4 separate regions of the Homo sapiens genome follow, and regions 2, 3 and 4 are each linked to region 1. The links are chromatin loops, found by intact Hi-C in ENCODE. Cell type or tissue: PC-9. All regions are shown on one strand. Each heading gives the region's core, and the rest is flanking DNA. Links, peaks and the distances in the headings are about the cores only.

What was found. Hi-C counts contacts between places; a loop is a spot of excess contacts. Peaks named below come from ENCODE experiments on the same cell type or tissue, not always from the same donor. Only the 100,000 strongest peaks of a DNase experiment are listed, where the experiment ranks them.
Region 2: it touches region 1 in a loop (7-fold over the local background); 5 of 110 quality-filtered maps call a loop at or near these places.
Region 3: a loop joins it to region 1, with 4 times the contacts of the local background. A loop is called at or near these places in 12 of 110 quality-filtered maps.
Region 4: it touches region 1 in a loop (6-fold over the local background); 11 of 110 quality-filtered maps call a loop at or near these places.

The regions. Positions count from the first base shown.
Region 1 is chr6:151,760,972-151,769,179 of GRCh38, forward strand. It overlaps LOC107986529 (a long non-coding RNA gene), which reads right to left and starts at 5,171. Exons shown (of 2, transcript XR_007059818.1): 1 at 2,912-5,171. It also overlaps a transcript of ESR1 not described here. In PC-9, for the core only: CTCF peaks have their summits at 2,505, 3,509 (motif pointing right) and 4,653 (motif pointing right); DNase peaks (open chromatin) are centred at 3,180 and 4,710; H3K4me3 peaks cover 1,852 bases; H3K27ac peaks cover 1,619 bases.
Region 2 is chr6:151,897,249-151,905,456 of GRCh38, forward strand. The region is part of intron 3 of ESR1 (estrogen receptor 1); the gene reads left to right. Among named protein-coding and RNA genes, the nearest start is that of ESR1, 94 kb to the left of the region's middle. RefSeq lists an enhancer at 3,183-4,382. In PC-9, for the core only: a CTCF peak has its summit at 3,668 (motif pointing right); DNase peaks (open chromatin) are centred at 3,213, 4,063 and 4,943; H3K4me3 peaks cover 2,348 bases; H3K27ac peaks cover 4,300 bases.
Region 3 is chr6:152,354,981-152,363,188 of GRCh38, forward strand. SYNE1 (spectrin repeat containing nuclear envelope protein 1) reads right to left here. Exons shown (of 146, transcript NM_182961.4): 64 at 7,190-7,343; 65 at 4,335-4,478; 66 at 3,393-3,557. Among named protein-coding and RNA genes, the nearest start is that of SYNE1-AS1, 21 kb to the right of the region's middle. In PC-9, for the core only: a CTCF peak has its summit at 1,930 (motif pointing left); no DNase peak of the experiment used is centred there.
Region 4 is chr6:151,672,294-151,680,501 of GRCh38, forward strand. It overlaps a transcript of ESR1 not described here. Among named protein-coding and RNA genes, the nearest start is that of ESR1, 130 kb to the right of the region's middle. RefSeq lists an enhancer at 3,723-3,772. In PC-9, for the core only: a CTCF peak has its summit at 3,634 (motif pointing right); a DNase peak (open chromatin) is centred at 3,608.

The DNA of each region.
Region 1 (8,208 bases), core at 1,897-6,896:
TTTCAGTACACATTTCATGGATTTATGGCTAAGGATGTTACTTTCAAGAAGGTAACTATACATCGCTCTCTACTAGCATGCTGTTCTGTTCCTGAGAAATAGTGGCTGGGCGAAGGGTATGCAAACATTTCTTAATATCTCATCCAATACCATTTTCCCACTACTAATTATTCAACACATGGAAATGTAGGTCAAAGCATTAAAAAAAAAAACTAGAACAGCAATACCTTGGTGGTTGGCAGGTGTTTATTTAAAATATTTACGTTTTAGCCTTATTTTTTAATACTTCTTTTTCATATATATTAGATATTTAACTAAAGAAAATAATAATCATTCTCATGGAATACTTTAAAATAGTAGAAACAATCATGAATAGAAATGAAGATTTAGGCCTATACTACCCTAGGCTCTGTCATTCTTATTCCTAACCATTTGCATAGGAAATTTAGATTCACCCACTTCTCTTTCTTAGAATAAGATTCACAGGTTTTTGGGCATATTCCCATTGCATGCCTGACTGGGGAGGTGTTCAAATCCCTGCTTTTCTACTCCTCAGCCCTGTGACCCTGAGCAATTTCTGTGGCTTGGTTTCCTCATCTGTAAAATAGGATATTAATAGAACATATCCCTTTAACGTTGCAGTGATCACATTAATTAGTTGATGCAAAACAGTCCATCTAGAACAGTAAGCCCTCAATAAATGCTAGCTATCATTATCATTTCATAGCCAGCCCCACCATGGATGGGTCATGTGACCTGAAGCAAATTTAAATTCTCTGGATTTCAGTTATCTCTCATTGAAGGAATTAGGCTCCATCAGTGGTTCTCAAACTCAAGTGAGTATCAGAATCACAGGGAGGGTGTGTTATGACACTGAAGGCCGGGCCCCACCCTCAGAATTTCTTATTCAGTAGATCCAGGAGGGAGTGCAATAATTTGTATTTCTAAAAAGCTCCCAAGTGAAGTTGATGGCTGATCTGGAGACACACCTTGAAATTCTTCTGCTTACTCTAAACAAAACGTGCTTTTTTATCTTGAGTGCACATCAGAACCCTCTGGGGAGGTTAAAAGTCCCAGTGAAATCACAACCTCTGCAGATGGTAACCAGATCTTAGTGGCTTTTAAAGTTCTCCAGGTGCTTCCATTGAGCAGCTAAGGTTGACAACACTTCTAACACCGCTTTCAGGTGAAAAAGAACTATCATTCTAACTTAAATGAAGGAGAAAATGAATTCATCATTCTGACACCGTTATCTATTCTTTCATGCATGGGCTTATCCTATGAGAAATAAACATTTACTAAGGTGTATGCATGTTTTTAGAACATCCATTGGGAAGCATGTTGTACAGCTTGTAGTAAAACAGCATGGTGCATGCTGAAACTGTTATAGGCTTTGCAAGTTATTTTTTATAAATTAGTTTTGCTGGTGTGCTGTTTGATTATTGGAGAGTGGTGTGAACATGTTTCTATGCATCCCAGGGGGTTGCTGTCACCTTTAAGGGGCCTCTTTAAATCCCAGCTCTTTCATTTACAAATTCTATGACCTTGGATGAGTTTCTTCACTTTTCTGTGCCACAAGTTCTCAGTAAAATGGAGATAATTATAGAACTTACTTCATAGAGCTTTGAGAATCATACAGGTAAAGTTATTTTACGTAATTAGCACTCAAAAGTGACCATTAATAATCTAACGTTTTAAAATATATTAATAGGCCAGATGCAGTGGCTCACACCTGTAATTTCAGCACTTTGGGAGGCTGAAGTGGGTGGATCACTTGAGGTCAGGGGTTCAAAGCCAGCCTGGCCAACATGGCGAAACTCCGTCCCTACTAAAACTGTAAAAATTAGCTGGGCATAGTGGCGTGTGTCTGTAGTCCCAGCTATTCAGGAGGCTGAGGCAGGAAAATCGCAGTGAGCCGAGATCACGCCACTGCACTCTAGCCTGGGTGACAGAGTGGGACTCCATCTCAAAAACAAACAAACAAACAAAAATTAATAGTTTAAATATTTTTAATATATTTCAATATATAAAGATGTAATTTTTATTTTAAATATATTAAAATAGATAAGTTTAAAATACATAAAGTAAATATATAAAATTAATATGTTAAAATGTTTACTGAAAGTTTACATTTTTCTCTGTATTGCTAAGAGCAATTTATTGCCTTATATGTTGTGTAATATCTAGAAAACACACCTATGTAATTTCCAAATTATAACCACCTTGGCTCCTGGACAAGTAGGACTGTGTCTGATTTTTTTTTTTGCATCCTTGTCACTACCTGCCACTCTGAGATCACTTGTTGTCTTTCCATATATAATCACCTCTAGGTACACTTCTTTCATTATTTCTACGCATCCTCTCCACTTTGCTGCATTCTTGTGTGCATTCTTTTCTCCCACGTTGGAAAGAAATATGCATATTGAGCGATTCCAACCCCCAAAGGCAAAAATTACTAGCCAGTGTTGAAAATGAAAGCAAGGAATTTTTTGGTTATTGTTGCTGTAACTTTTTGATGTGCGTACATATGTGCGTCTTTTTTTTCCCCCTAGGGGTGGAATGGGGTGGTGTTAGTCAGGGATTACTGACAGGACGGTGTTGCCTACTGTGTTGGAGAGACTAAGACTGGGGAAAGATTCTCCAAGGCTGGGAAATGCAGACGTCCAGTCTTGGAAAACAGTTTGTCGTTGGTCGTTATGTCAGAAGAGGAGTGTATTCCTGGAAGAAGGCCCACAAAATATACCCAGAGCCCAGGTGCCTTTCTAAGACGAATCAACATTCACTCACAAGTTCAGCTAATATATGACAGAAATACAAGAATGAACAAGACTCCTGACTTAAGCTTACAGCTGATGGGAAACTTGGGAACTGGACAGAGAATTAAAATACAACGTGGTTAGGTACAACTTACCTGCGCCAGAGGAGTGACGGAAGGCCTTGGACGGGGAGTGATGCCTGGAGGATGACAGGGCGACAGGTAAGTTAGGGGGCTGGGAAGGGGAAGGGCGGCCCTGTGGGTAAAGGGAAGGAGGTTAAAGTCAGCAGGGAAACAGGCAGTTCCCTGTTGCTGGAGCAAAGCGCGGGGGTGTGGCTCTCCTGTCTCTGGCTTTGCTGTCAACAGGCGAGATTGGCAAGTAGGGCGACCAACCGGCCTGGTTTGCTCGGGACCGGGGTTTCCTGGAAGGTGGGACTTTCAATGCTAAAACTGGGACAGTCCTGGGCAAACAAATCAGTACGGTTGGCCACCCTATCTTTGTGTGGGCATCTGCTAACTGAGTCATGGGCCTGTCTGGTTTATTTATTTATTTTTTTTCTGCCTGAGTAACAGAAGAATGTGTTAAACATATGGAGTATGGAAGAAGAAGGAGAGGGGAGATAGGATTTTTATGTTATAGATTGGAAGAAGACATCCTTGATGAAGGAGATGTTTTTACTTTGGAGAAGGACTGCCTCAGCCGCGAAAGACCAAGGGGTGGCACCACAGGGAGAAGTCTGCACTGCGCTTGTCAGGACGGCCAGTGGGGGGCTGCTGAGCGCAGGGAGTCAGTCCTCGCAATGAAGATATAGTCTCGGGGAGATAATGCTGGAAATCGATGGAAGAAGTGGAACAGGACACAAATTTAGTGGAATTTCTTTACAATGTGTGCTTCTTGTCACCAGTTCGTTAACCATGATAAAAACGGTTATGTTGTTACATTCATCAAGATCCAAATTTTCTACCATTTTAAGATGTCTATCAGTCACAATGATGATCACTGAAGACCGAACGAGATCATTTCCTCTAAAAATTATGTTACATTTATCCATAATGGCATCAGTGTCTGTTACACGTTTGCTTTAATTTTGAGGTCAAATACGACATTTGTAAATCTAGCACTTCATGTGATTCTGTAAGCACTAAACAGCTAAACATATTTACTTCTTTTTTTTGAATCAATTAGAACAGTGCTGTACAATAGAAAAATAGAACAGTGCTGTACAATGGAAACAGTGCTGTACAACAGAAATCTGTCAGCCACACGTGTCGTTTAAACTTTTCTAGTAATCACATTAAAATTGTAAAAAGAAGCCAATAAAAGTAATTTTAATAATATATTTTGTTTGACATAATATAGCTAAATATCAATTTTGACATGTTCTAAATATAACAATTATTAATGAAAAATATTACATTCTTTTGGCTTTGTACTAAACATTTGAAATGTGGTGTACGTTTTTCACTTATAGCACACGCAATTCAGATGCTACATTTTTATTAGGAATATTTAATCTGTAGATAGATATCGTAAAATTTACATTTGAAAAAAATAGATTCAGACACCTAAGTTGTTACAAGCATACTTAAAAGTTTTCAATGACTGAATTGAGTATCAGTTTTAAAATTTAAATCAATGAAATTAATTAAAATGAAATGAAAATTTAGAAACTATTCCTCAGTCACGCTGGCTACATTTCAAGTGCTTCATAGCCACATGAAAGCTGTATTGGACAGCAAAGAAGTAGAATATATTTGGAATAAAAATTTTAAAGTGGACACATTGTGTTACTCTCGTTAGCCATGCTATTGCTATTTTTTTTCCTATAGCTAATTAAAACCTTAAGATCCAGTAGGTTCTCCACCTTTTTTTAAAGCATTAGTTCCATGTCGACCCTGTAGATGGCAGCACTTTCTTCCTAAAACTACATGGAGGAGTTGCCTGGGCTTGTCACTCAGATTCTGGCACTTTTCATAGAAAGAGTCTGAATTATCTGGAAAATTCTTTGGTAACATAGGTCAGAATCTTTTCAGCTCTATTGTTATTCTGCACAGATGGCTGTTGCTTATGAAAACAATCTCTCAGCCTCTAGTCCAGGATATTACTCATTCCTCAGTTCAAGAAACTCTAGGGTGAGAGGAGAAAGGGGTTCAATTACAGAACTGTTATCAAAATGCGTTGGTTTATGCACATCCGTGTTTTGGACATGGTGATTCCAAGAGACTCTTAATAAAACTTTTCAAAGTAGATGAGAGACAGTTTTTCCCTCACATGCTGTGGCAATATTAATCTATGTTTTCATGTTCCACTGGACTTTGTAATTGAATTTTAAGGAATGCATACAGGGCTTCATATTTATATATAAAATATCCATATCCAGTGTTGAAAGAAATTAACAATAAAATATGTACCTGTATAAAATTTGTGATTTTTGAAGCACCCCTCTCTTCCTCTTCGCATTGCATTTGTGGTAGGAGAACATGAGACAAGGAACGAGGTACTAAGGACAAAGAAGGAGCGATTCAGAGGTGGATTTCCTGAAGACCAACAACATTTTTGCATAGCTCGTGAGGACTCTCTGATACTAAACTCCAATAAATGATGGTTTGGTGTTTTGATTGCTTTTGATTGACATTTAAAAATTACAGGAGACTGAGATAGGAGGATTGCTTGAGCCTGGGAAGCGGAGGTTGCAGTGAGCCAAGATTGCACCACTGCACTCCAACCTGGGTGATCGAGTGAGACCCCATTTCAAAACAAACAAAAAAATAAAAAATAAAAAAAAACAAATAAAAATCACACGCCTCTTTTTTTCACTCAATCTGTTTTCCAAATAAAATATCAAGATTCTATTTGAATTTTAATAATGATTTTGCTGAGTTTTATAGCTTGAATACTATGGCAAGTATAATGTCTAAAATGCTGTGATTTTGACTTAAGAAAAAATTTACAGTTTTCTTAATATACTCTTTAGTTCTTTTAAACTCTAATACATGAAATGGATTGCTAATGAGGGTAGGAAGGGGGAAAGACTGGGGAGAAAAATAGCTAACTTTTCTAGCGATAGATACATGTCAGAAGCTGTAGTAGGTTCTTTTGCATGTGTTTACTTACATTACCTTCTGTAATCTGCATTGCAATTTTTTCATAGACAAGGAAACCTAGACTTAGAGAAGTACAATACCTGTCATCTCGTAAATGACAGATATAGTTGAGCAAATCTACTGAAATGGTTTAGCTTCTTATCTTTCCAGACAACAGATAAGGACTTATTCTATATGAAGACATCTGAGAAATGAAAATATGGTTTCAGGTTCATAGAATCTTTTACACCACGTATTTCTGGTTCTCTTTCTTCTATTCAGATCATTCTTTCATCTGTTTCTTTTGTCTTCTTTTCCAAAATGTAGCAATTGCCCCAAATTCAGTACTTGTCTCTCTTCTTAACAATCACATCCAATCCCATGGCCTCAACCATCTTCCCTTGCATATAATTTCCACATTTACAACTTTATTCTCTTGATTACTCAGGATAAGATAATTGCTGAACAAATAACAGCATATATCTCAGCTTAAGAGAGTAAAAGTTTATTTTTCTCTCATGCAAATTCTATTGCAGATATTCCCCACCTCCTTCCCTAGGTTGTCCTCAAAATGCAGTGACTCAGGGAACTCCTCTTTCTGTCTTAACCTATTTTAGGTCTTAGACCCCTTTGGCAGTCTGGTGAAGCCAATAAATCTCCTCTCAGGACAGTTTCTAAATGTGATAAAAGAAAAAAAAGATATAGTGACAGATCTAATAATTAAAATTCAAAGTTAATTTCAAATTAGTGATAGGTAAATATATTTCAAGATGTCTGCACTGAATACAGCGTGATAGGTAATATATATGATTTATCTTGGTGACAAAGACATTGGTATTGCTAACACTATTATAGCTGCCATCTGTATTCACAAAGGGAGATGTCAAATTCCAGTTAAAAGAAAGATTTTCTTAACCCAAGTTCATAGGACTTCCTGAATGGTACAGATGCTAAGGTCTAGTGGCTCCACAACTACCAAAGCCTTCTTAGTGTTCTCTGCTGGATCTTATGCATCCAATTGACTGACAAGCAAAGAACCTGCAGAATAATAGGAGACATTTGTTGGGTGGGGAGAGCAAACCTAGAAGGGGCATATACCCCTTACAATTATAGCTCTATGCGCTAGAATTAGTTATATCATTCCTCCTAGATATGAGGGGACTAGGCACTGTACTTCAGCTGTGTGTCCAGGAAAAAGGTAAGGTATGGGGAATGTGGAGCAATAATTATTTGAAGCAAGAATCACCAGTGGATGCTAAAATTCGTGAGGGAAAACAGGACCAGAAACAGGATATTTTTAAAGTCTCCAAGTACCTCCACATAGGATACTTATTAATTGCAAAGGGAAAATAGTAACTTTACAGAGAAGAAGAAATCTGGCAGACACTACCATATCCAAGTGATCAAAGGTGACATCAGTAGTGGGACACATTAACATCATGTGCTTCTGATATGATACACAAAGGAGAAACAACCTCATTCTTGTGATGTTCCTGCCAAAAATCCATAACCTGAAAGAAGCATCACAAAATCCCCAATTGAGGGGCATTCCACAAAATAGCTGGCTAGAACTCTTCAAAATTGTCAAGGTCATGAACAGTTCCAGACCAAAGGAGGCTAAAAGAGACAGGATGCCTCAATGCAAGTATAATCCTGAATTGGGTCTTGGGTCAGAAAATGGGCATTAGTAAGACAATTGGCAAAATTTGAATAAGGTCAATAGATTTGAAAATAATACTGTACCTATGTGAATTTCCTGACTTTGATCAAAGCACTGGGGTTAAGTTAAAACATAAGATGTTGTTTTTGGAAATACATGCTGCTATATGCAACTTACTCTCAAACATCTCAGAAAAAAAAATAGATAAGTTCATAGATAGATAGATGACAGGATAATAAAGCAAGTGTGATAAAATGTTAGCATTTGGGGAATGTAGGTAAAAGTATATGGGAATATTTTGTACCATTTTCTCAACCTTTCCTTTAACTCGTAAATTACTTAAAAGAAAAGCAATAACCCTGGCTCTTATAAAACTAAGGAAAATGGTCCATCCTTTCCTGTGCCTTGTGTTTTCCTGCTGGTCAAAGAACCTTTGGTAATGACAATCTGAGTTGGTCACTGATATTCTAGTAAATTCAGAATATAACTTCCTGGGCTATGTAGAAAAATATAGCTCTTCATATTTTAATTCATTTTCCTGACAGCACGTTTCTGTGCTTTTATGTATGGATACTGCCTAGTAATGTGCACACCAGTCCTGCAGATCCTGGAACATTTTATTATCTTGATATTGACTTACGTATTTAGGTAGATCTGAATAGCAGAATTGTCAGTCGTTTCACCAAGACATTATCGGGAAATCTGGACT
Region 2 (8,208 bases), core at 1,670-6,669, 140 kb after region 1:
TGATGACCTGTCTAGTATTGTCAGTGGAGTATTGAAGTCCCCCACTATTATTGTATTGCTGTCTGTCTCATTACTTAGGTGTAGTAGTAATTGTTCTATACATTTGGGAGTTCCAGTGTTAGGTGCATATATATTTAGGATTATGGTATTTTCCTTTTGGACAAGGCCTTTTATCATTATATAATGCTCTTCTTTGTCTTTTTTAACTGCTGTTGTTTTAAAGTTTGTTTTGTCTGATATAAGAATAGCTACTCCTACTTGCTTTTGGTGTCCATTTGCATGGAATGTCTTTTTCCACACCCTTACCTTAAGTTTATGTGAGTCCTTATGTGTTAGGTGAGTTTCTTGAAGGCAGCAGATACTTGGTTGGTGATTGCTTATCCATTCTGCAATTCTGTATCTTTTAAGTGGAGCATTTAGGCTATTTAAATTCAATGTTAGTATTGAGATGTGAGGTACTATTCTGTTCATCATGCCATTTGTTGCCTGTATACCTTGGATTTTTTTTAGTAGTATTTTTGTTTTATACCTCCAATGAGATTTACACATTAAGGAGGTTCTGTTTTGATGTGTTTCCAGCATTTGTTTCAAGATTTGGAGCTCCTTTTAGCAGTTCGTGTAGTCATGTAGTGCTGGCTTGGTAGTGGCGAATTCTCTTAGCGTTGTTTTTATCTGAAAAAGACTGTATCTGTCCTTCATTTAAGAAGCTTAGTTTTGCTGGATACAAAATTCTTGGCTGCTAATTGTTTTCTTTAAAGAAGCTGAAGATAGGGCCCCAATCCCTTCTAGTTTATAGGGTTTCTGCTGAGAAATCTGTTAACTTGATGGGTTTTCCTTTATAGGTTACCTGGTGCTTTTGCCTCACAGCTCTTAAGATTATTTTTCTTATCTTAACTTTAGATAACCTTATGACAATGTGCCTAGGCAATGATCTTTTTGTGATGAATTTTTCAGGTGTTATTTGAGCTTCTTGTATTTGGATGTCTAGGTCTCTAATAAGGCTAAGGAAGTTTTCCTCAATTATCCCCCCAGATATGTTTTCCAAACTTTTAGATTTCTCTTCTTTCTCAGGAACACCAATTATTCTTAGGTTTGGTTGTTTAATTCTGTCCCAAACTTCTTGGAGGTTTTGTTCATTTTTTTTTTTTTTTCTTTTCTTTTTTTTTTTTAATTGATCATTCTTGGGTGTTTCTCGCAGAGGGGGATTTGGCAGGATCACAGGACAATAGTGGAGGGAAGGTCAGCAGATAAACAAGTGCACAAAGGTCTCTGGTTTTCCTAGGCAGAGGACCCTGCGGCCTTCTGCAGTTTTTGTGTCCCTGGGTACTTGAGATTAGGGAGTGGTGATGACTCTTAACGAGCATGCTGCCTTCAAGCATCTGTTTAACAAAGCACATCTTGCACCGCCCTTAATCCATTCAACCCTGAGTGGATACACCACATGTTTCAGAGAGCACAGGGTTGGGGGTAAGGTCACAGATCAACAGGATCCCAAGGCAGAAGAATTTTTCTTAGTACAGAACAAAATGAAAAGTCTCCCACGTCTACCTCTTTCTACACAGACACGGCAACCATCCGATTTCTCAATCTTTTCCCCACCTTTCCCCCCTTTCTATTCCACAAAACTGCCATTGTCATCATGGCCCGTTCTCAATGAGCTGTTGGGCACACCTCCCAGACGGGGTGGTGGCCGGGCAGAGCGGCTCCTCACTTCCCAGTAGGGGCGGCCGGGCAGAGGCGCCCCTCACCTCCCGGACGGGGCGGCTGGCCGGGCGGGGGGCTGAACCCCCACCTCCCTCCCGGACGGGGCGGCTGGCCGGGTGGGGGGCTGACCCCCCCACCTCCCTCCCGGACGGGGCGGCTGGCCGGGCGGGGGGCTGACCCCCCCGCCTCCCTCCCGGACGGGGCGGCTGGCCGGGCAGAGGGGCTCCTCACTTCCCAGTAGGGGCAGCTGGGCAGAGGCGCCCCTCACCTCCCGGACTGGGCAGCTGGCCAGGCGGGGGGCTGAACCCCCACCTCCCTCCCGGACGGGGCGGCTGGCCGGGCGGGGGGCTGACCCCCCCACCTCCCTCCCGGACGGGGCGGCTGGCCAGGCGGGGGGCTGACCCCCCCACCTCCTTCCCGGACGGGGCGGCTGGCCGGGCAGAGGGGCTCCTCACTTCCCAGTAGGGGCGGCTGGGCAGAGGCGCCCCTCACCTCCCGGACTGGGCAGCTGGCCAGGCGGGGGGCTGACCCCCCCACCTCCCTCCCGGACGGGGCGGCTGGCCGGGCGGGGGGCTGACCCCCCCACCTCCCTCCCGGACGGGGCGGCTGGCCGGGCGGGGAGCTGACCCCCCCACCTCCCTCCCGGACGGGGTGGCTGCCGGGCGGAGACGCTCCTCACTTCCCAGACGGGGTGGCTGCCGGGCTGAGGGGCTCCTCACTTCTCAGACAGGGCGGTTGCCAGGCAGAGGGTCTCCTCACTTCTCAGACGGGGCGGCCCGGCAGAGACGCTCCTCACATCCCAGACGGGGCGGCAGGGCAGAGGCGCTCCCCACATCTCAGACGATGGGCGGCAGGGCAGAGACGCTCCTCACTTCCTAGATGGGATGGCGGCCGGGAAGAGGCGCTCCTCACTTCCTAGATGGGATGGCGGCTGGGCAGAGACACTCCTCACTTTCCAGACTGGGCAGCCAGGCAGAGGGGCTCCTCACATCCCAGACGATGGCGGCCAGGCAGAGACGCTCCTCACTTCCCAGACGGGGTGGCCCCGGGCAGAGGCTGCAATCTCGGCACTTTGGGAGGCCAAGGCAGGCTGCTGGGAGGTGGAGGTTGTAGCGAGCTGAGATCACGCCACTGCACTCCAGCCTGGGCACCATTGAGCACTGAGTGCGGTTTTGTTCATTTTTTAAATTCTTTTTTCTTTGTCTTTGTTGGATTGAGTTAATTTGAAAACCTTGTCTTTGAGCTCTGAAGTTCTTTCTTATGCTTGTTTTATTCTATTGCTGAGACTTTCAAGAACATTTTGCATTTCTCTAAGTGTGTCCTTCATTTCCTGAAGTTGTGATTGTTTTTTATTTATACTAACTATTTCACTGAAGATTTCTCCCCTCATTTCTTGTATCATTTTTTTGACTTCCTTAAATTGGACTTCACCTTTCTCTGGTGCCTCCTTAATTAGCTTAACAATCGACCTTCTGAATTCTTTTTCAGGTGACTCAGGGATTTCTTCTTGGCTTGGATCCATTGCTGGTGAGCTAGTGTGATTTTTTGAGGGGTATTAAAGAACCTTGTTTTGTCGTATTACTGGGATTGTTTTTCTGGTTCCTTCTCATTTGGTAGGCTATGTCTGAGGGAAGTACTAGGGCTCAAGGCTGCTGTTCAGATTCTTTTGTCCCACAGGTTGTTTTCTTGATGTAGTACTCTCCCCCTTTTCTTAGAGATGTGGCTTCCTGGGAACCGACCTGTAGTGACTGTTATTTCTCTTCTGGATCTAGCCATTCAGCAGGGCTACCAGGCTCCAGGCTAGTACTGGGGGCTGTCTGCTCAGAGTCCTGTGCTATGGGCTGTTTTCAGGTCTCACAGCGTTGGATTCCAGCACCTGCTCTGATAGAGGTGGCAGGGGAGTGAAATGGACTCTGCAGGGGTCCTTAGCTTTTGTTGTTTAATGCACTATTTTTGTGCTGGTTGGCCTCCTGCCAGGAGGTGGCACTTTCAAGACAGCGTCAGCTGTGGTAGTATAGGGAGGATCAGGCAGTGGCCAGGGCCTTAGAACTCCCAAGAGTATATGACCTTTGCCTTCAGCTACCAGGATGGATAGGGAATGACCATCAGGTGGGGCAAGGCTAGGACTGTCTGAGCTCAGACTCTCCTCGGGTGAGTCTTGCTGAGGCTGTGCTGTGGGGCAGGGGGGTGAGGTTCCCAGGTCAATGGAGTTATGTTCCCAGAGGATTATGGCTGCCTCTGCTGCGTCATGCAGGCTGTCAGGAATGTGGGGGAAAGCCGGCAGTTACAGGCCTCACCCAGCTCCCTTGCAACCCCCAAAACCGGTCTCACTCCTGTGCCCTACCAACAGCATCAAGTTTGTTTGCAGGCAGCGGATGAGCAAGGCTAAGAACTTGCCGCAGGCTACCAGCCTCCCAGCAAAGAATGTAAGTAGGGCTTTCATGCCTCCCTTCCTGTTGAATCTGTACACCAAATTCACTCCCTCCCCCAAGTTCTGGCCAGGTGACTTCATGTTTGGTTGGAATTGTTACAAAGTTCAGCTGGAGGTTTCCTTCTCGCTGTGGTCTTTTCCCAGTTCCTCTGGCCACCCTCCCCAAGGACCCCTGTGAGACAAGGTAGAAATGGCTTATTAGGGGACCCAGAGAGCCCACAGGGCTTTTCCCCTTGCTTTCTCTACCCTTTATTTCACTCAGCTGTCTAATTAAATCAGCTCCAGGTAAGTTCATATCCTTCTCCCATGATCTGGAGCTGCAGATTCCCCAGTGAGGGTGTGTGTTCGGGGGTGGGCTATCCCCCTTTCCTACTTTCACAGCTTGGGCACTCACAGTATTTGGGGTGTCTCCTGGGTCCTGTAGGAGCAAACTGCTTCCTTCACAGGGTCTGTGGATTCTCTTGGCTTTCCTGGTATATTCCTGTAGTAGTTCTGGAGCAGAAGTTTATGGTGTGAGTTTCCACACACTGCTCTGTTCATCCAAGTGAGAGCTGCAATCTAGTCCTGCCTCCTTTCCACCATTTTTTGGCCTTGACGTATTACATTTATTTTATGTTTGAAGTTTTGGCAGTTTTATTTTGAAAATTTTACATAACAAATGCCAAGCCAAATCCAAACTTCTTGGCCTAAATCATTTACAGATAACCTTTACTGAGCATTTACTACATGAAGGTGTTGTTGACACAGGGGATTTAAGATGTGATCACTGACCACAACATCCAGGCAACCTAAAAGTGAAAAGAGGTCATTCACAAAAAATAGGACCAAACTTCCTCCATTCCTCAAGGGACCTAGGACTGGAGTTGGCCTAAAAATTCCTGCTGTATCACCTCACCCACCAGTTTTGATCTTGCTCTCAGGGATCAAGGAAGCTCAAGGTTTCTGGCCCTTTTGGCTCATGTTCTTGGAGGTATATTCTATTGTCAAGTTAAAGTCGTACCCATCCTAGATCTGTTTCTCTCTCTTTGTGGTTCCAGTCTCATAGAAAACATAACTATGTGAAAACACCAACTACCCCATAAAGCTATTCTGAGACTCAAAGACATGAACTCTATTTTGATAATCACAAATTGATGTATAGATGTCAGATATCATTCATGTATTATGTAGCATTGTGGTTTAAGTCTTAGCTGTTGGAATCAGACTACTTGCATTCAAATTTTAGCTCTGTTGATAGGTGTGTAACCTTGAACAAGATACGTAACCTCTTCAGACCTTTGTCTCTTTGTTTGTCAAATAACGACAATAATAATACTAACTTAGTAAGTATGTATAAGGAGGCATGTAAAGCTTCTATTGTATTTGGCTTATGGTGAGCCCTTCATATAAATTGGTTACAATGGGTAATGAAAAGTACGTTCAATTTTTCCCACAAGGATTTAATCTAATCTCTAAATAAAATGCCAGTTTTAGTATACTGTCATCATTATAAGGAAACTATAATTCTTAAGTAATTAATTACTTTGGTTCCCTTTGGATAATTAGTGATACATAAAATGCAGTACCTTGCCCTGAGGAACCTACAAGTTAGCCTCCCTCTAATCCTGGCATTCAAAGTCCTCCACCTTCCGAATTACACCTGTTTTTTCAGGCATTGTCTCCCACTTTCCTAGCAAGCCTTTGGCTCCAGGAAACTGTTCTGTTCATTGACGACAGAATGTATTTTGTCCCGTATGCCTCCCTTCAATCTGAAGTTCATTTTTAGTAATTTTTTTTATTAGTAGTGACTTTCCCCATTTACTAATGCCTTTCTCTTTAGCTCATTTAGAATTCCCTGGAAGTCATCATGTTTTCCTTCTGAATTGCTATCATATTCTGTCTCTGTGTCTAATCAGAAAGTTAGGTGAGCTGCTGTCTCAGCTCCTGTGTTAATCCAGGTACTGAGCTCTTTGTACCCTGCCAGCTTGAGGGCAACTTGGATGCGCTGGTGTGTAGTGATTTGCAACTGTGAGAGAGCCGTTTCCATCAACAAGTGACAGCTTTTGGTTCTAAACACTGCTTGACCTCATTCTGGTTTGAACATATACTTTGGCCTCTGCCCTCTACCTCACCTCCAGTTCTGATCTTGGGCATGCCACAGAACCCCATCTACACTAGGCTTTCATTTTGGACTTCTAAGTCCTTTACTTGACCACTTATTTTCTTTAATTGCTAGACTTAATCATCCATGCATATGACAGCCACTCAGCTCTGACCCCAATACTTCATTGAGGCTCATGCCAGTCTGACCTCTCACAGGGAAGAGCACCCCTGCCGGTGAGCCCCTGGCCCTTGGATTATGCTGTCCCACCAGTGCCCAGCTGGCTGCTTGGCACTGCATGTGATGTATCTTTGTTTATTGATCGCTTAATTGAATGGGATATAGGATTATATTCCATGTTCCAGATCAAGTTGAGCCAAGCTGACAACTTAGTATTAAAAAAATATATTTATCTCCTATCTGTCCAATTAAAATTTTAATTTCTAGAGGTAGAGACAGTCACATTGCTATTTAATTCCTAGCACAGCAGTATTTTTGTCAATATTTGTTATTAGTGGTGAGTTTAAATTATAAAGGAAAAAAGAGAAGTGGTGATTTATGTCAGCGCTTGGCTAAACTATTCCCTTGATATAAGTCTATTATTCAGGTCACATAAGCATGACTGAAGTAATATCACAACCATAATATCATAATTATCTCTCTTGCTGTCTCTGTCACTTTCTCACTTTTGTTTGTGCATAGTGCATAGACCTGTAGAAAATTTATTAGTAATCTGAAGCATAAAACCAAATATTACAACTATCATAACAAATAAATAAAACTGTGCACTCCTTTAGGGAGTAGTAAAGCCATTTCTAAAATTAAGTCAAAGTAAGATTCCCTTATTATTGAGATATTTTAGTGGTATACACTATCATAAGTAAGATGAATAATTTTGTTAGCAGCTGACACTGCTATATAGATATTTATCTTGGGAAGTTCTCAGTGTAACATCTTTACTGTGTTTTTCTCTTTAGATTATACTTTTATGTTTATTATTTTGTTTCGTGGGGGATTCAAAAATATGCATTTTATGCCATACTTGGGGATTCCCTATAAATTATTAGTTGTAATATGACAGTTCCATCATGAATTTTCCAGGTATTCTTTTATGCAAGCAGATAATAGCTCATTTTGGTTTTTAACACATTCATGCATATTCTTTCTCTCTCAATAAATATGGTTTTAATTTATTAAATGAAAGATTTAAAAATGTGCTAAGCATTTTAATAATAATCGATTTTGGATTAACTTGTTATGTTTACTCTAGGGCTGTAGTTCACCATTTATTCAGTTAAGTCCTTCCCCAAATTCAATATTGAACATGTGGAATTGATTCGTTTCACGTGGATGTATCATTTACTCCCAAGATGTTGGTTTTTGGCATTTAGTACTGGTAATGGGCCAGGAAAGTGCTCATCTATATTTGTTGTTATTCACTGATTGCATCTTGCCCTTGCACCCACTGAGACGATGGGAAAGTAGCAACAATACTAGGTGATTTCTTTGATTTAAACCCAATTAAAAGAATTAGAGAGTTGTCTGATACAAGGCCAAAGAACTAAGAACAGAAACAAAAGCAAAACAACAAACAGCAGCACAAACTCCAGTGAGATAAATTTTTAAAACATTGGGAATATTTAAAAAATAAAAACACTCCAATGAACCACCCAGGTTTTATTAAAGAGTAGAGAACTCAAACAGCAGAAGGCAGAGCTGGTGGAGGAAACTCAGCAACTGCTCAGAAATGAAACAACCTAGGAAGGAGGTGCGAGTGACCTGAAACTCCTTTTAAAAACAGAAAGGACAAAAAGAGGTATGGGCTGACAAAAGGAAAGTGGTAGATTACTGATGTATTGCATTATGCTTAGAATGTCTCAGAATGCGAGAGGCAGTAAACACACCAGAAGAGGATACAATATCCGGACCATGTGCAACTGCAAATAAATGTTTGGGTTAAAACTTGGTTGATTCTAAATTACATGAAGAGCTG
Region 3 (8,208 bases), core at 1-5,000, 590 kb after region 1:
AGAGAAAAAGGTATGGCTGTCACTCTCAATCATATTTCACACTTGCATGGGTTAGCATGTCTTGCCCAAGCCAACTGTGCCCACTTGAACTTCTCATTAGAAAAAAATGATTTTATTATTATGCCCTATACAAAAATATGTCCCTAACCATATTTTCTCCGAAGTCAGAAGGATTCCTAAAACTTTTTCAATTAAAATAATCAACATACACACACACACACCCCAATATTTTTCTCAATCAACAGTTTCCCAAATTTGACTTTTTAGCTAACAGGCAAAAACACTTGTGAATAAAGGGCTATTGTTTAAAAGAATGACCTAGGCTTATTATAGCTCATAATCTGCTTAAAGTGACTTAAGCTTCTTGCTTTGACATTGAATAGCTCAGTGCTACATTTGTGACTGAGAAAGAAACAATGAACCTTCTGCTTCCTAAGGAGGAATCTTTTGCCAAAGCTGTACTCTAGGCATTGTGGTGGCCAAGAAAATTTGAAACTGGAGAGTGCAGGGCACACAAACTTGGGAAATTGGTTCATCACACCTGCCCACCAGGTGCTCTGAGGTGCAAATAAATTTCCTCCACCAAAGCCTAAACCCCAAAGATTTACCCTACAAATTTAGTATAAATCAAGTTTTGAAGAGCATATGCTATTTTTTATAGGACAAAAAGAATCTTATATCCTTAAAGATATTGGTAAAACAACATGGCACACTTATATTTCTGGTGATAAACATAAATCTATACTGTCACTTGATCTGATCACCCAAAGTAAAATAAATCAAGTCAAATCCCATCAACAATGTTAAAAATATCAGTATATGTAGTTAAAACATAGTATTTCTCAATACTATATTTTAAAAACCACTTAAGATTGCTAAAATATTTTTCTTACAAAAATAACATTCTCACATGGTTTCAACTAATAGAAAATTTTTCTTCAAATATGATGTCACTTCAAGCACAGTATAATGTAAAGACATATGCACATGGAAGGAGAAGAACTATAGATATACATGGTAAAATATTAATCAAATTGGCAACAAATACATAAACTTTATTCTAAAATTCTTAGACTTTTTTTCAAGATAATTTTTTATAATTATTTTCCTAATTCAAGGTTGGCAAACTTTTTCTATGAAAGGCCTGATAGTAAATAATTTGGATCTTGTGGGCCATAGGTCTCTGTTGCAATGACTTAACTCTGCCATTGTAGTATGAAAAAAACCACAGACGATACATAAATAAATGGGTGTGGCTGCATTCCAATAATATTTTATTTAAAAATACAGACACTGTGGCCCTGGACAGTAGTTGACTAATCTATTAATCTTCTCAACATCTTTTCCATAGTTCATAAGTAACCACTTTATCTATTATCCAAGTTAATATTCTATTAAATAAATTCTCATATATCCCAAATTTCAAGTCTGTATTCTGAAGGAAAAAATAGTTCAATATTTAAATAAATATATATATAATATTGTTAAATATATAAAATCTATAAGTAACATAAATGTGTGTATATAATATATTAATATATATTAATATATTAAAGATATTATATTAAAAATATATAAACTATATATATGTTCTATGACCCAAACTAGGCCTTCAGGTTATACAAAATAATTTCTGAATATGTTCCACATTACTGGCCAATCCCTACACCATGTACATGCTACAGAACATCAGGATCCTGAAGAAATTCTGCTTTGTGGTTGCAGCATCACAATTCTCCACCACTGCTTCCTGCCACTAGCATCTTCCTTCTTTTTTAACCTTTGTGGTGGCTCACAATAGAAAATGTAAGAATTAATGCATGGTGAAATCAGGGGGAGGTTAGGTTTGCACCACACGAATACCGGCTTAAGTGAAATATTTTCTTTTGACCAGAGCAACAGCAACATCTGCTGGTGATGGGTAACTATTGACTTAGTTCTACACAAAAGCACAGGGAGCTCAGCATTTGCTTACCAGTGATGTTGGTAGTGTAGAACTAAGAAGGGTTATGTAAAGAAAATAGTCAATTCTAGTCAAATAAATTACAACAGCTAAACCTGTGGATCCTACTCTTTGGAGGCAGGATGGATGAGACCCTTAAGTAAGCTAAGGAAATTGTGACCCTTCTAACTTTTAGTATTTACTTACTTCATGAGTAGACCGTATATTTAAATAAGATTTTCTTCCATTTCGGTTAATCCTTACAACTCTGTGGATGAAATTGGGTCAGAGAAGTTGTCTCTTGCCTGAAGTCACCTAGTGTTGGGTCCCATCAAGGATTAGAGTCCCAACTTCCCAATCCCAACCCCATTCTCTTGCCATTATACAATTTCCAAGAACTAGTAGAAAAAGCCAGAAATTTTATATGTGACTGATAATCATGATGGTCCCTGATTTTCCCACCTTGTTCAAGCTGTAGGTAAAACTTACCCAATCCTGAACCAACTCTGATCAGGACTGATGGCACATTTGTAAGTTCCAACACATCACTGGTGGGACATAAAGTGGTCTCATTGGCCTTCCTCCATCTTCTGCTGTTTGTTTTGTACATGGTGGCCCCTTCTTGGTGAACTTCCTTGATTCCTACCTATTCCTTAAGGTAAGTTTATGGGCCCTTCTTTGATGCTACCATAAGACCCCTTACATTAGTCTACTAATGTCCTCGCCATATTATTTATAATCATCTTTCTATGGGTTTGTGTTCCTCATCAGATTTCAAGTTTCTTGAAGACAGAAATCATATCTTAATCATCTTTGCCTGAAGTAGCTAGCAAAGTATCTGTACTGTATTAAGTATCCAGTAAATACTGAATGAGTAAATAAGTATATAGATTGTGACCACTTTCTCCACCATGTCTGGCATCTCACCGTGAATTATGGCCCGCTGGCCTGGGCACTAACACTTATTTTTTTTTACTTCTGTAATTCCTTCTTCTAGAACTCTGAGCCCGAACCGGTACCATCAGCAATGTGGCAGGTTTTGCTTAAAACTACATGGTTCAAGATATTGCCACTAGTTTGACTTTGTGTCACCTTCTAATGACTTCTGCCGCTGTCCCCCAGATCTGATGTGATCCCTTAGGGAGAAACAGGCAGGTAAGCCAGAAAACCCCATCAATTAGATCTCCAGCCATTTGTCAGGGCCACCCTAGCAGCTCCATGAATCCCCCAAGTGCTAGTCCTGTCCTACCTAAATTGCCTACAAAATGATGTCAACTAGCGCATACTGCTGAGGTCTCAGAATGTTCTTGATCAAACCTTATGGGGATTGCACTTAATGTGTATCAACTAGCCACTGGACTCAAGGTTTCTATTAACTTCCTATTGCCTAAAATAATAATTCCATATTCAGAATGAAGATTCCTTTGTTTTAGGATAAAGGAGGCCTTACCTGAAGATCACGCAATGTTGTCTCATGAGTGTGGGCATCACCTTCAAGAACTGAATACTGGTCGAGCTTTTCTTGTTCTTGCCCCAACCAAACTTCAAATGCCTTTAGGTCTCTCTGATACTCTTGGTGCAGGCGGACAAGTTTTTCAGACTTGGTTACGGCTTCCTATAATTAGCATTTAAAATAATGAAGTTAGGAACACATTACTTTATAAAGCATCAGTGTGCTGTAATTCACTTTTGTAATTTTAGAAAAGTATAATTATTGAGACATTAGAATATGAGTTATTTCCTAGAATCATGAATCTTCAATATTTATGTAAAAATATAAAAACCTAATATTTCAGGAATAAAAGTGTCATTAATTATTTTGTTGAATTAACTACATGATCTCTGAACACCTTATAAAATGTAACAGGCTAAGAAATGAATTCACTTTACTAATTTCATAAAAATTCACTTTTGCTAATGAAGAAAATTGAAATTCTTATATTGTGCCTTAAATGAAGATTTGGACGTACTGTGGATTAAATTTTCCATAGTAGAATGCGCTCTGAAAAAGCATATTTATTTTCTTTGTGAGGACTAAATGAAGAATGATTAATACTATCAGTGATTATTTCCCACCTTAGAAAACTCTCATCATCAGACATAATAAGGCATTTATGAGTCTTCAATTGAAGGTGTCCAGAATTTTTTTTAAGTTGGTACCTTTCTAGGAATTTTTAGTTGAAAATTATCTTACTTTCATAGCTTTCATAATACTAACAATATTTGAAGGTTTTTGATTTTGCCAGTAATTCCTTTAAAATATTAAAAATTCATTTTGCTTTTGTTCTGTTTTCCCAAGCCTGTCATTCTTGAACATAAATGAGTCTTTAAAGGAGCACAGCTCCAAACACTCCCCTTTTGGTGAGTCTACAAGGAAAGTGCTTTGCCGTACCTTGGCCCTCTCTTGGATGGCTCTGTATCGTTCCTGTAGATCCTGGAGTTCTAGCTGGGTGACATAGTGTTCTGTCATGCCAGCCCCTTTGACTTCGATGGTCTCCAGCAAGCTGCTGTAACTCAGCACTTCTTCATTTAATAACTAGAGAGCATTTAAGAAAAATAAAGTGGCCATTCATGCACCATCACATCAACGACACTGCTAAAATCAAGATATTTTAATTGTACAGTTGACAAGTGACCTCAGGTTATTTATTCGTCCACTCCTCCATCATTTTATCTATTTGACACAGATATGTGTGTGAATGCATGGGTGTGTGTGTGTGTGTGTGTGTGTATTTTATGTCTGGTCCAGAACTTTCTCTAACATATGAATTACCAATTAACTACTTTATATTTCTACTCTTAACATTTCAAACTGATTATGTCCAGAAATGGACCCCTGATGTTCACCCTATCCCTATTCTACCCCAGCCCCCATGAAGCCCCCTTCTCTTTCCATCTCTTTTCAAACAGCAAATGCCATGACCTCCCACCCAGACGGTCAACCCAGAACATGGGAATTGTTCCAGCGTCCTCTCTAGCTCTCCGTCCTCTAAACCATTAGGAAATCCTGTTAGCTCTACCTCCTATTATACTGCGACATCTGTCCCCACATCTCCTGCAAACTCCCCAGCCCAGGCTGCCCTCCTCTTTCACTTGGACTTTGCAGTGGTATCCCAGGCAGATTCCTGGCCACCAATTCTTTCCCTGTCCCTTATTTCATGCTCCACACAGCAGTCTAAGTGATATAATGTCTTGCAATTAAAAGTTGAATCGTGTCGCTTCTCAGCTTAAAACCTGGATTATCGTCCCAATGCTGCCGGGATCAAGTGGAAAATCCTCAGAGCAGCTGGCATGGCAATGGAGGATCAGGCTCTGTCTCTCCATCAAACTCCCCTTGCAGCCCCTCCCTGCCTACTCTCTGCTGCAACAACACCTGCCTGTTTCCTCACAGCTCCCCACTGCACCAGGATATTTCCCTCCACAGGGCCCGAGGACCTGCTTTTTATTCTATCCGGAATGCTGGTTCCTCAACTCCTCCCCAGGCTCATTTCTCTGGCTTAAATTCTTTAGTGCATGGACTATATGTCTGCTGTTTCAGAGAGGCCTTTCCTGTCCCTCTCCCTTGGCCTCAAACAAGCTGTATGAGCCTTTTCAAAATGATTCTCTCTCACACCACACTACTTTTTTTTTCTTCATAGTATTCAGCAGTTAAAATTATTTATTTGTACATTTATTACTGAGTGCATGCATCCCCACTAACATACGCTTGACTGTTTTTACTGCTAGAATCGGGCACAGTCCCTACATGTAGCAATTTCTCAATAAATGTTGATTGAATAGATGAACAATCCAATTAATTAAGCAATTAATTATTATAACAGATAATACATGCAGGTATTTATGAAGCAGATAATTATAATTATATTATTTTATGGATGCATAAATGAGACCCAGAAACATTAAGTACCTTGGCATAGGTCACATAAGATCATTTAGTCATTTAAATAACTTTTATTCAGCGTGTGTTCTGTGTCAGACAGAGAGCCAAGTGTTGAGGATATAAAGAAAATTAAGCATCTCTATTCACTGAAGGAGAGGGACATGCAAATATATATGAAATTGATAAAGAGCTTTGAACCAAGGGCTATGAGAGAACAGAACAATGAATCAAGCCTGAGCGGTGGTGGTGTAGCATAGCTAAAATGACTTCAAAATTCATTCAGAAAGATAAGTAGGAGGTTGCCAGGGGCAGAGACAGAGCAAGGACCTTCTGTAAAAAGAGAAGAGATTATGCAAAGACACAGAATTGTGAAGATTGTGGCATGTTCAGGAGATAGTGTGAGATTCAGCAAGGCTGGAGAGCGCAAGGGAGGAGGCTGGGAGCATGAAGGAAAGGAGCATGGCAGAGGAGTTTATTTCCATTCTTACAAACCAGGTGACGGAGATTGAGCTTATCCTGTAGACAATGGGAAGCCAACACAGGACCTCAGGCAGGAAGTGAGACATTCATCTTTATAGGAGATAACAATAGATGGAGGCAAGAAACAAGGTGAAAAATTAGGAGTCTGTTCCAGTTCAGGTGAAGAGGATGGATCAGTAGGACCTAGTGCCAGATGCAAAGTGGCAATGAGAAAGAAGGCACTGAGAATAATGAGGTTTCCAATGTAATATATTCAGGGTGAGGTGATACAAATGAGCAGGAATAGAGAATGTGAGAGGTTAAAGGATTTCTGTGTAGAAGATCACAAGTGCTGTTTAGGATAATGGTAAGGGGGTGATGGAACAGGCTGACCGATGATCATGCCCTGGAGTGAGGCTGCAGCTATAAACCAAAGGACTGTAAAACTTCATGTTTGAATACTACTGCCAATAAGTTTTAAGAACATGCCATTATTTATTTATTTAAAAAAATCTTTCCATGTAGTACTGTACTAATGTAAGCATTATGACGAATGCACAAAAGATAACACAAAGGGATGTGATAAAAAAAAAAAAAAAAGGAAGACTTCCTAATGATGAGCAGGCTGAAGACATTAAAAGATATTTCATGGTGCTACATTTTAAATGGTTTGTATCATAAAACATGGATCTACATGGTTTTCCTGGAAGGAAAAATTTTCACTCACTAATAAAGTAATCACAAATGAAAGTCCAGTTTAAGAAGCCTTTAGAGATTATACTAAAAGCCCCAAACGTAATTTGCTTATGTGCACTGCCCTAGGGTACACGTAATCCCATTTTTGTCTGACTGTGGCATTCTAAAGAAGCCTGTGAGAAAACACATGGAATCTGAAATCCAGCTCTCACCTTGGCTTTTCCGAGCATCGTTGTTTTATCCCGCAGCTCCGCATGCTGCCTTTCTGATTCATTCAGGTTGGCTTCCATACTATCCATCCAACCGGAGAACTGTCGAACGCCATCCTGATAACTTGTCCACTTGGAGAGAGCTCCTTCGAGTTGGCTGAAAGGGATTTGAAAGGACAATAAATCCACATTGAGAATCCTTAGGAGTCTAAAATGTCATTGTGTCTGCTCCATCCACTCCAGTAAGCAAGGGGTCAAGAGATCAGGAAGAAGCTTGCTTGGGAGTGAGCAGGCTGCCCAGGGCTTAAGGACACTGAGTCCAGGTCTGAAGGGCAGCCTCAGGAAGCAAGGAACATTTAAACCCAGGCCAATATGCAGAAACATGGAACTAGCTATCAACTCAAGAGTCAGCGGCTGGGGGGACACGAGACACTGGGGGAGCCTCAAAGGCAAAACTGAGAGAGATCCCCTGAGTGGGTCTTTTCTGGAGCCAAAGCTCTGGGCAGGGAGAGAAGCAACACTTAACTCTATCAAACCGAGCAGGACATTGAGAGCAGGAGAGAAAAGTAAGAACAGTAACCACCTTACGTGAGATTAAATATCAGAAAATCGTAATGAAATAAAAGGACAATATTTCCTGACTTGGTCTAAATAGTAAAACTTAATTATTTATTTTATCGATAAGTTAAGCACTTCCCTTGTCTCAATACACATGCTAGTTTTTTTTTTTTAAGACAAAGTCTTGGCCGTCTCACCCAGGCTGGAGTGCAGTGGCGCGATCTCGGCTCACTGCAAGCTCTGCCTCCCGGGTTCACGCCATTCTCCTTCCTCAGCCGCCCGAGTAGCTGGGACTACATGCCCCCGCCACCATGCCCGGCTAATTTTTTTGTACTTTTGGTAGAGACAGGGTTTCACTGTGTTAGCCAGGATGGTCTTGATCTCCTGACCTTGTGATCTGCCTGCCTCGGCCTCCCAAAGTGCTGGGAATACAGGCGTGAGCCACCACACCCGGCCTACACATG
Region 4 (8,208 bases), core at 1,470-6,469, 89 kb before region 1:
GACTATAGGCACACACCACCATGCCAGGCTAATTTTTTTGTATTTGTATTTTTTTTTTTTTGAGACGGAGTCTTGCTCTGTTGCCCAGGCTGGAGTGCAGTGGCACCATCTTGGCTCACTGTAGCCTCTGCCTTCCAGGTTCCAGCGATTCTCCTGCCTCAGCCTCCTAGGTAGCTGGGATTACAGGCACATGCCACCGTGCCCAGCTAATTTTTGTATTGTTAGCAGAGTCGGGGTTTCGCCATGTTGGCCAGGCTGGTCTCAAACTTCTGACCTCAGGTGATCCACCTGCCTCGGCCTCCCAAAGTGCTGGGATAACAGGCGTGAGCCACTGCGCCAGGTCATTTTTTTGTATTTTTAATAGAGACGAGGTTTCACCATGTTGGCCATCCTGGTCTTGAACTCCTGACCTCAGGTGATCCACCCACCTCGGCCTCCCAGAGTGCTGGGATTACAGGCGTGAGCCACCATGCCCGCCCTAAACCTTTTTTAAAAATATGTTTTAACATTCTTTGTGCTCAAATTCATGATCAATTTTTTTTTTTTTTTTTTTGAGATGGAGTCTCACTCTGTCACCCAGGCTGGAGTCCAGTAGCACGATCTCGGCTCACTGCAAGCTCTGCCTCCCGGGTTCACGCCATTCTCCTGCCTCAGCCTCCCGAGTAGCTGGGACTACAGGCCCCCGCCACCACGCCCAGCTATTTTTTTTTGTATTTTTAGTACAGAGTTTCACCGTATTAGCCAGAATGGTCTCAATCTTCTGACCTCGTGATCCGCCCGCCTCAGCCTCCAAAAGTGCTGGGATTACAGGCATGAGCCACGGCGCCCGGCTTCATGATCAAATTTTGTAAATGGTTGATGGATAGATGAAAAAAATTCTCTAATTGAAAGACATAAGGATCACTGTATGATCAGCAAATGTAGATAAATGAATATAATATTGATTCACTTCTAAAAGAAATATATTGATGTCTCCCACTATAATTAAATTTTAATCAAGTTCTTGGACTTCTAAATAGTTTTTGCCTTATATATTTGGCTGTTTTCACGTTTGGACGCTTCACTTTATTAATTATTGTATCTCCTTTGTAAGAGTGTACCATTCATATTACATAATCTCTCTATCTTGTTTGGTCAGGTTTTCCACAACTAATCAAAATGCCTTGGTATTAACGTGACTCTTTTTCAAAGTAGCGTGGACAATTTTGCTGTCATCATGTAGTCCTGGGTCTTTGGGTTTTATCTTTCTAAGACTGTAGATCTCAATCTTGAGTTTATCAATATAATCTATAAAAAATTCCAAATTAAGCCAGGCATGGTGGCTCATGCCTGTAATCCCAGCACTTTGGGAGGCCGAGGTGGGAGAATCACTTAAGGCCAGAAATTTGAGATCAGCTTGGGCAACATAGTGAGACCCTATCTCAACAACAAATTAAAAAACTGCTGGATGTGGTAGCGTGCAAATGTATTGCCAGCTACTCAGGAGGATGAGGTGGGAGGATCACTTGAGCCCAGGAAATTGAGGTTGCAGTGAGCCATGATTATGGCATTGTACTCCAGGTTGGAGTACAAACTTTCAGCTTGTCACTGAAAAAAAGGACACTCCATATCACTTTTTGCCATTTTGTGTGTGTTTACACATCTATCTATCCACATTGTGCTTAATTTGGACTTTACAACCAAGTGATTTTTCTCCATTATAAAAGAAATTGCATCATTTTCTTTTTTTTAAAATTTTACTTTAAGTTCTGGGATACATGTGGGGAATGTGCAGGTTTGTTACATAGGTATACATGTGCCATGGTTGTTTGCCGCACCCAACAACCTGTCATCTAGGTTTTAAGCCTTGCATGCATTAGGTATTTGTCCTAATGCTCTCCCTCCCCTTGTCCCCCACCACCCAACAGGCCCTGGTGTGGGATGTTCCCCTCCCTGTGTCCATGTGTTCTCATTGTTCAACTCCCATTTATGAGTGAGAACATGCAGTGGTTGGTTTTCTGTTCCTGTGTTAGTTTGCTGAGAATGACGGTTTCCAGCTTCATTCATGTCCCTGCAAAGGACAGGAACTCATTCTTTTTTATGGTTGCATAGTATTCCATGGTGTATATGTGCCACATTTCCTTTATCCAGTCTATCATTGATGGGCATTTGGGTTGGTTCCAAGTCTTTGCTGTTGTAAATAGTGCTGCAATAAACATGCGTGTGCATGTATCTTTATAGAATAATTTATAATCCTTTTAGTATATACCCAGTAATGGGATTGCTGGGTCAAATGGTGTTTCTGGTTCTAGATCCTTGAGGAATTGCCACAGAGTCTTCCACAATTGTTGAACTAATTTACACTCCCACCAACAGTATAAAAGTGTTCCTATTTCTCCATATCATCTCCAGCATCTGTTGTTTCCTGACTTTTTAATGATCGCCATTCTAACTGGCGTGAGACGGTATTTCATTGTGGTTTTGATTTGCAAGGAAATTGCATCATTTTCCACTGAACCTAAGTTGCAGTTCCATTCTGCCTAAGACCACCAAACTCACCTGCCCCACTGTTATACCTTCTGGATGTCAGTGAAAGTTCATGGACAAGAGAATATTTGTAAAACTGCATTGGATTTCTGTTGAGAAATGCTATGTTTTCAAAAGGTGAAAAAATGTAGACATGTATTTTCAGACCTTTTATTTTTCAATCATAGCAGTGGAATTCCTTGATGGTTTATGAAAATAAATGTTTTTCTCACTCCTAGGCCATTTAAAAATATATAATATGGAGTTGAAGTTATTAATAGAAATAACTAAGGGTGAGAGAGAATGGCACTTGTACTATTGAGTACAATATTAGAAGCAAGTGCTGTTATATTGCCAGACTATATAAAATAACAAGTGTTTCTAGTGCACTGAGTGAATGTATGGTTTAGAAAACATTACTAATTACGTGCGTATTCATTGATTTATTCACTAAGTACTCACTGAGGGTCTACTGTGTACCTGAGTCTAGCCAGAGGCTTGTGGTGGAGAGCTGAGCAGGTCAGGTCCAAACTTATGTTCTTGCTATTTCTTTGGGTGTGGGTGGTTGGATGGTTAGCTCAGTGGTCTCGGATGCTGGAATTTGTTCTAATAAGTTTCTGAGCTGCTTCATAAACCAAGAGGGTTAGGGGAACTATAGCTGAGTCATCTCCTTTTCCTCCTCTTCCTCCTTCTTCCCCTCCTCCCCACCGTCTGTTACTACTATTATAGGAAATTTGAACTGGAATGAAAAAAAAATCAGTGTTACAAAAATGGTCACATTTTGGAATAACTCTACACTTACATAGTGTGTTCTAGTGATTAGAAACAAAAAAGCCATCATTTTAGGCTAGATTTTTCAGAATGATCACAATGCTACCACTGTTTTGCACTTACCTTAAAAAATAAAGTGCTTCCCCTAAGTTTGATCATTTGCTTGTTAGCATAATTTGGCCATTAAACATTAAGCATTGTTTGAGACCCGTAAGTCAAGCCAGGCTATGGTGAAACAAAATTAGCAAAATTCGAATTGATGCCGGAAACTGGTGAAGCCGCCATAGATTTAAGGACCAATTTGCCAGGTTACCGTCTGCAGGTTCTGCTATGGACCAGGTGGGGGCAGCAGAGAGCTGGCTGTGGTCTCCAGAAGGGAAGGCCAGCACCTGCCTGCAGATTCCAAGGCACAGGTGGAGGTGGTAATGAGTTACGAGGTAGAGTCAAGGTTTGGACTGCATCTGAGAAGGGAGGAAAGCAAGAGAGTTAGAAACACCATAAAGATGAGACTGCAGAGCAAGCCAGAATGGAAGTAGGACAAAGAACTGGTGTAAGTCAAAGAGCAAAGGTGCAGGGGTCACAGGGAGGAGAGGTTGGGTGGGCAGACAGGAGGTGCCCGAAGGAGGCCAGCCTGCTTCACTAGTGCCCCTTCCAGTACCTTCCCAACTCGGTGAGCCAGGTCCATACTTGGTTCTGTTTGGTCTTCCAAGGGCTATGAAGGGACAGGGATGTGAGAGACACCAGCCATCTCTCTCTCCTGAGCTATTAATAATGAAAGTTCCTGTTTTATGAACAAATACTGAAATGAATGGAGAACACTCAACAATTTGGTAGCAATCAGAGTGTGGTAGTGAAGCATTGCCTGGGCTTTTCCTTCTGGTTCCTGCAAAGGACTAAGGTCCTCAGCAGCCTCTGTCCATCTTTTCGGAGATTTTTCACAATCACCAAGGAAATATAGTTCAGTGCTCCTGTTTACTTAATGGTCGGCTACGCTTGAAATATCATGCTCTCCCTGTGTGGTCTTGTCATAATTATTTTCAAATGGTGCTAATTAGCAGACCCAACACATGGGCAGCCTTCCTTCCCCAGACTTGGCACCCTCACTCGCTGCATTTAGCACCCCTCATGGGAAGGCATCCTGGAGATCCCTTATCTGCACCCTGTCTCCATCTACCCCTTCCCACTCGCGGAAGCTGCCTCACCAGAGAAACTGCTATCTGATAAAGAACATCAACAAGTCCTAGCAGATGGCTGCTTATCTCAAGACACATATATTCACCAAAATCCTAGCAGAAGAAAAAGCTGTGTTTGGATGGTCCCTGAGAGCTAACTATAACATGTTCAAACTGTGTAACGCAGTTTGGAGATGGAGACAGAGTATGGAGAAAGAAAGACAAAGGGAGAATACCCAAAAGAGGTTTTGGAAAAGAAGAAAAATTTGTTCTTTATACATATATATCCATAAAGATGAGGGTCTCACTCTGTCATCCAGGCTGATCTCAAACTCCTGAACTGAAGGGATCCTCCTGCCTCAGCCTCTCCAGTAGCTGCAACTACAGGTACCAAGCTGAGCAAGAAGAAAAATTTGAGTTAGGCTTTAGAACATCAAACTAAGACTCTGATTTTCTTGAGAAAGTGGATAGAAAATTTGTGGTTAGAGATGACACCAGTAACGATAGGTTTCTACTCTTAGCTATGCCTGGGGCAGCTTGACCGCCACTTTGTTGATCACATTAATTTACCTCTTCCTGCCTTTATTTCCCTTTCTGTAAAATGGGAATTAATGTGCTTGATGACAATATCTCCAAATGATTTTTAAGGCAAGAAGAGAGAATGTTACTGACAGGCCCATGGTTCTCTGGGTGAGAGGGTCACTGTGAATGAATGTACACACAGAGCCTTTTATTAGTGAGGCTTAGGGTGTCCGGTTTTTCTTGGCGGAGTAAACATCCACCCAGTAGTATTCACTCAGTTTGCATTGTTCTGTCGCATTGTTTGTAAATCTTTTGAGTGATTACGCAGCATTTGTTCCCTATTGTTCATAATACTCTTTAAAAAGCTGACTATAGGACTCCAGTCCCCACTGGTTTGTTCTTTGCCACTTGGCAAAGGTTGATTGATTTTATTTTTCCTTTGGCCTGTGCTTCTTAGTGGCTTGAAATGAACACGGCTTTTTTTCCTGTTTACCCCTTTGCCCACATTGTCAATAATAGAGTCGCCCTGGGAAGCAGAGTTTGCAAAGGGAGGAGGGTTTGGTATAAATTTGGAAGATTGTATTGTTTCAGATTTATTTTCTCAAATGCTGAAACTGCTTCTCAGGGGTTATACTTCTTTACTCATGAAAACTCACACATTCTCTTAGGTGGTACTGTTAAACATGTTACATTTGTAAAAAAATTAATAAAACGTAATGAAAGAAGCAGGAAGCAAGTGTATACACATGGTGGCCTGAGCAATTGGCTGTCATGGTTTGGTTTGATTATAGGTGTGTGAGGCACATGTATGGTGTTGCGTGGAACAGATGGATAGAAGTGGTAAAAAAGATGAATCCAACCTAGTGCTTTTCAATTCTCCTTGCACATGAGAATCACCTGGAGAATTAAAAAAAATACATTGATGCCGACTGGGCACAGTGGCTCATGCCTATAATCCCAGCACTTTGGGAAGCTGAGGCAGGTGGATCACTTGAGGTCAGGAGTACGAGACCAGCCGGGCCAACATGGTGAAACCCTGTCTCTACTAAAAATACAAAAATTAGCCAGGTGTGGTGGTACACGCCTATAATCCCAGCTACTTGGGAGGCTGAGGCAGGCAAATCTCTTGAACCCGGGAGGCAGAGGTTGCACTCAACCGAGATTGTGCCACTGCACTCCAGCCTGGGCAACAAAGCGAGACTCCATATTAAAAAAAAAAAAAAAAGTTGATGCCTGAGTCTCTCCCCAAAAATCGGAACATCTGTGGGTGTGGGTTCGGCATGGATATTTGTAAAGTCTCCGTAGCTGCAAAGCCAAGTTGGGAACCACTGATAACCAACAGAAAAATGCTTCTGGAAGTGTTTCCGGGGAAGGAGTCCTAGCCTAGGATCAGACACCTGTCTGGGCTCAATACAAACCACTGGTTTTTTTTTTTTTTTCTGAGATGGAGTCTTACTCCGTTGCCTGGGCTGGAGTACAGTGGCGCAATCTCAGCTCACTGCAACCTCCACCTCCTGGGTTCAAGCGATTCCCCTGCCTCAGCCTCCAGAGCAGCTGGGACCACAGGTGCATGCCACCACTCCTGGCTAATTTTTGCATTTTTAGTAGAGACAGGGTTTCACACTGTTGACCAGGATGGTCTTGATCTCCTGACCTTGTGATCCACCCGCCTCGGCCTCCCAAAGTGCTGGAATTACAGGCATGAGCCACCACACCCAGCCACCACTGGGTTTTATAAACTCTCAGTAGGCCTCCTCTTCTGGCCTGGTCCCATGCTATCTGACCCTTCTTGACATTCAAAAAAAGTATTTTTCTTTAGTTGAACTCCAGGAACATGAAGTGGCATTAAACAGAAGTATGAATTGCCTTTATTAAAATTGCAGTGGTCTTTTTCTTACCAAAGGTCCTGACCCAGTTGTGGAAAAATTGTTTCTTGAATGTGGGTGACACATCTGTTTCATATCTCCAAGGCAATGCCTCAGAGCCAACTCCTCCCCCGTGTGACTCAAGGATGCCACGTGTCCCACATGTGGCCTGTTTTCTTCTCTTAACATGGCCTAAAAGGCCCTTATTGAACTCCCGTTAGCTTTATTTATTTATTTTTGAGATGAATTCTTGCTCCGTCACCCAGGCTGGTGTGTGGTGGCGCAATCTCGGCTCACCGCAACCTCCGTCTCCCAGGTTCGAGCAAATCTCCTGCCTCAGCCTCCCAAGTAGCTGGGACTACAGGCGCCTTCCACCACACCCAGCTAATTTTTGTATTTTTAGTAGAGACAGGGTTTCACCATGTCGGCCAGGCCAGGCTACTCTCAAATTCCCGACCTCAGGCGATCTGCCTGCCTCAGCCTCCCAAGAGCTCTCCTTAGCTTTGAAAGTAAAAGCCAACCCCTTTTGGCTGGCCCATGAGGCCCCACACACCTTAGCATTCCTGTTACCTCTACCACCTCCTCTCCTAACTCTGCCCTTTGCTGGTGCCAATTTGACTGCACTAGTGTCCTTTTTGTGACTGCAGCTGTGCCTGGGACACTCCGGTCTTTGCTCTTGCTACTGTTCTGAGCTGTTTATGTCCAGAATGCTCTTCCAGCAGTTAGCTACTTGTTTCCTCTGAGTCTTCAGGTAGCTGCTCAATATCAGCTTCTCAGTCACCCTGTCTGATCACCTGGCTTATAAGTCCAGTCCCTACCCTTGTACTCCCCATCTCTAATCCCTGCTTAATCATCGCCTTAGCACTGTCACCATCTGACTTTCTTTCTATATATATTTTATTTATTGGTTAGCTCGGCTGCTTCAACAGATACCATAAACTGGGTGGCTTAAAATCAGACATTTATTTCCCACAGTTCTGGAGGGTGGAAATCTGAGATCAGGGTGCCAGCATGGTCTGGTTCTGGTGAGGGCCTCTTCCAGGTGCAGACAGCCACCTTGCTTTTTTTCTTTTCTCTTTTTTTTTTTTTTTTTGAGTTGGAGTCTCGCTCTGTCACCCAGGCTGGAATGCAGTGGTGCCATCTCGACTCATTGCAATCTCCACCTTCCAGGTTCAAGTGAGTCTCCTGCCTCAGCCTCCCGAGTAGCTGGGACTACAGGTGCACACCACCACGCCCAGCTAATTTTTATATTTTTAGTAGAGACGGGGTTTTGCCATGTTGGCCAGGCTGGTCTTGAACTCCTGACCTCAAGTGATCCACCTACCTCGACCTCCCAAAATGCTGGGGGGTCGTGAGCCACCATGCCCGGCCAG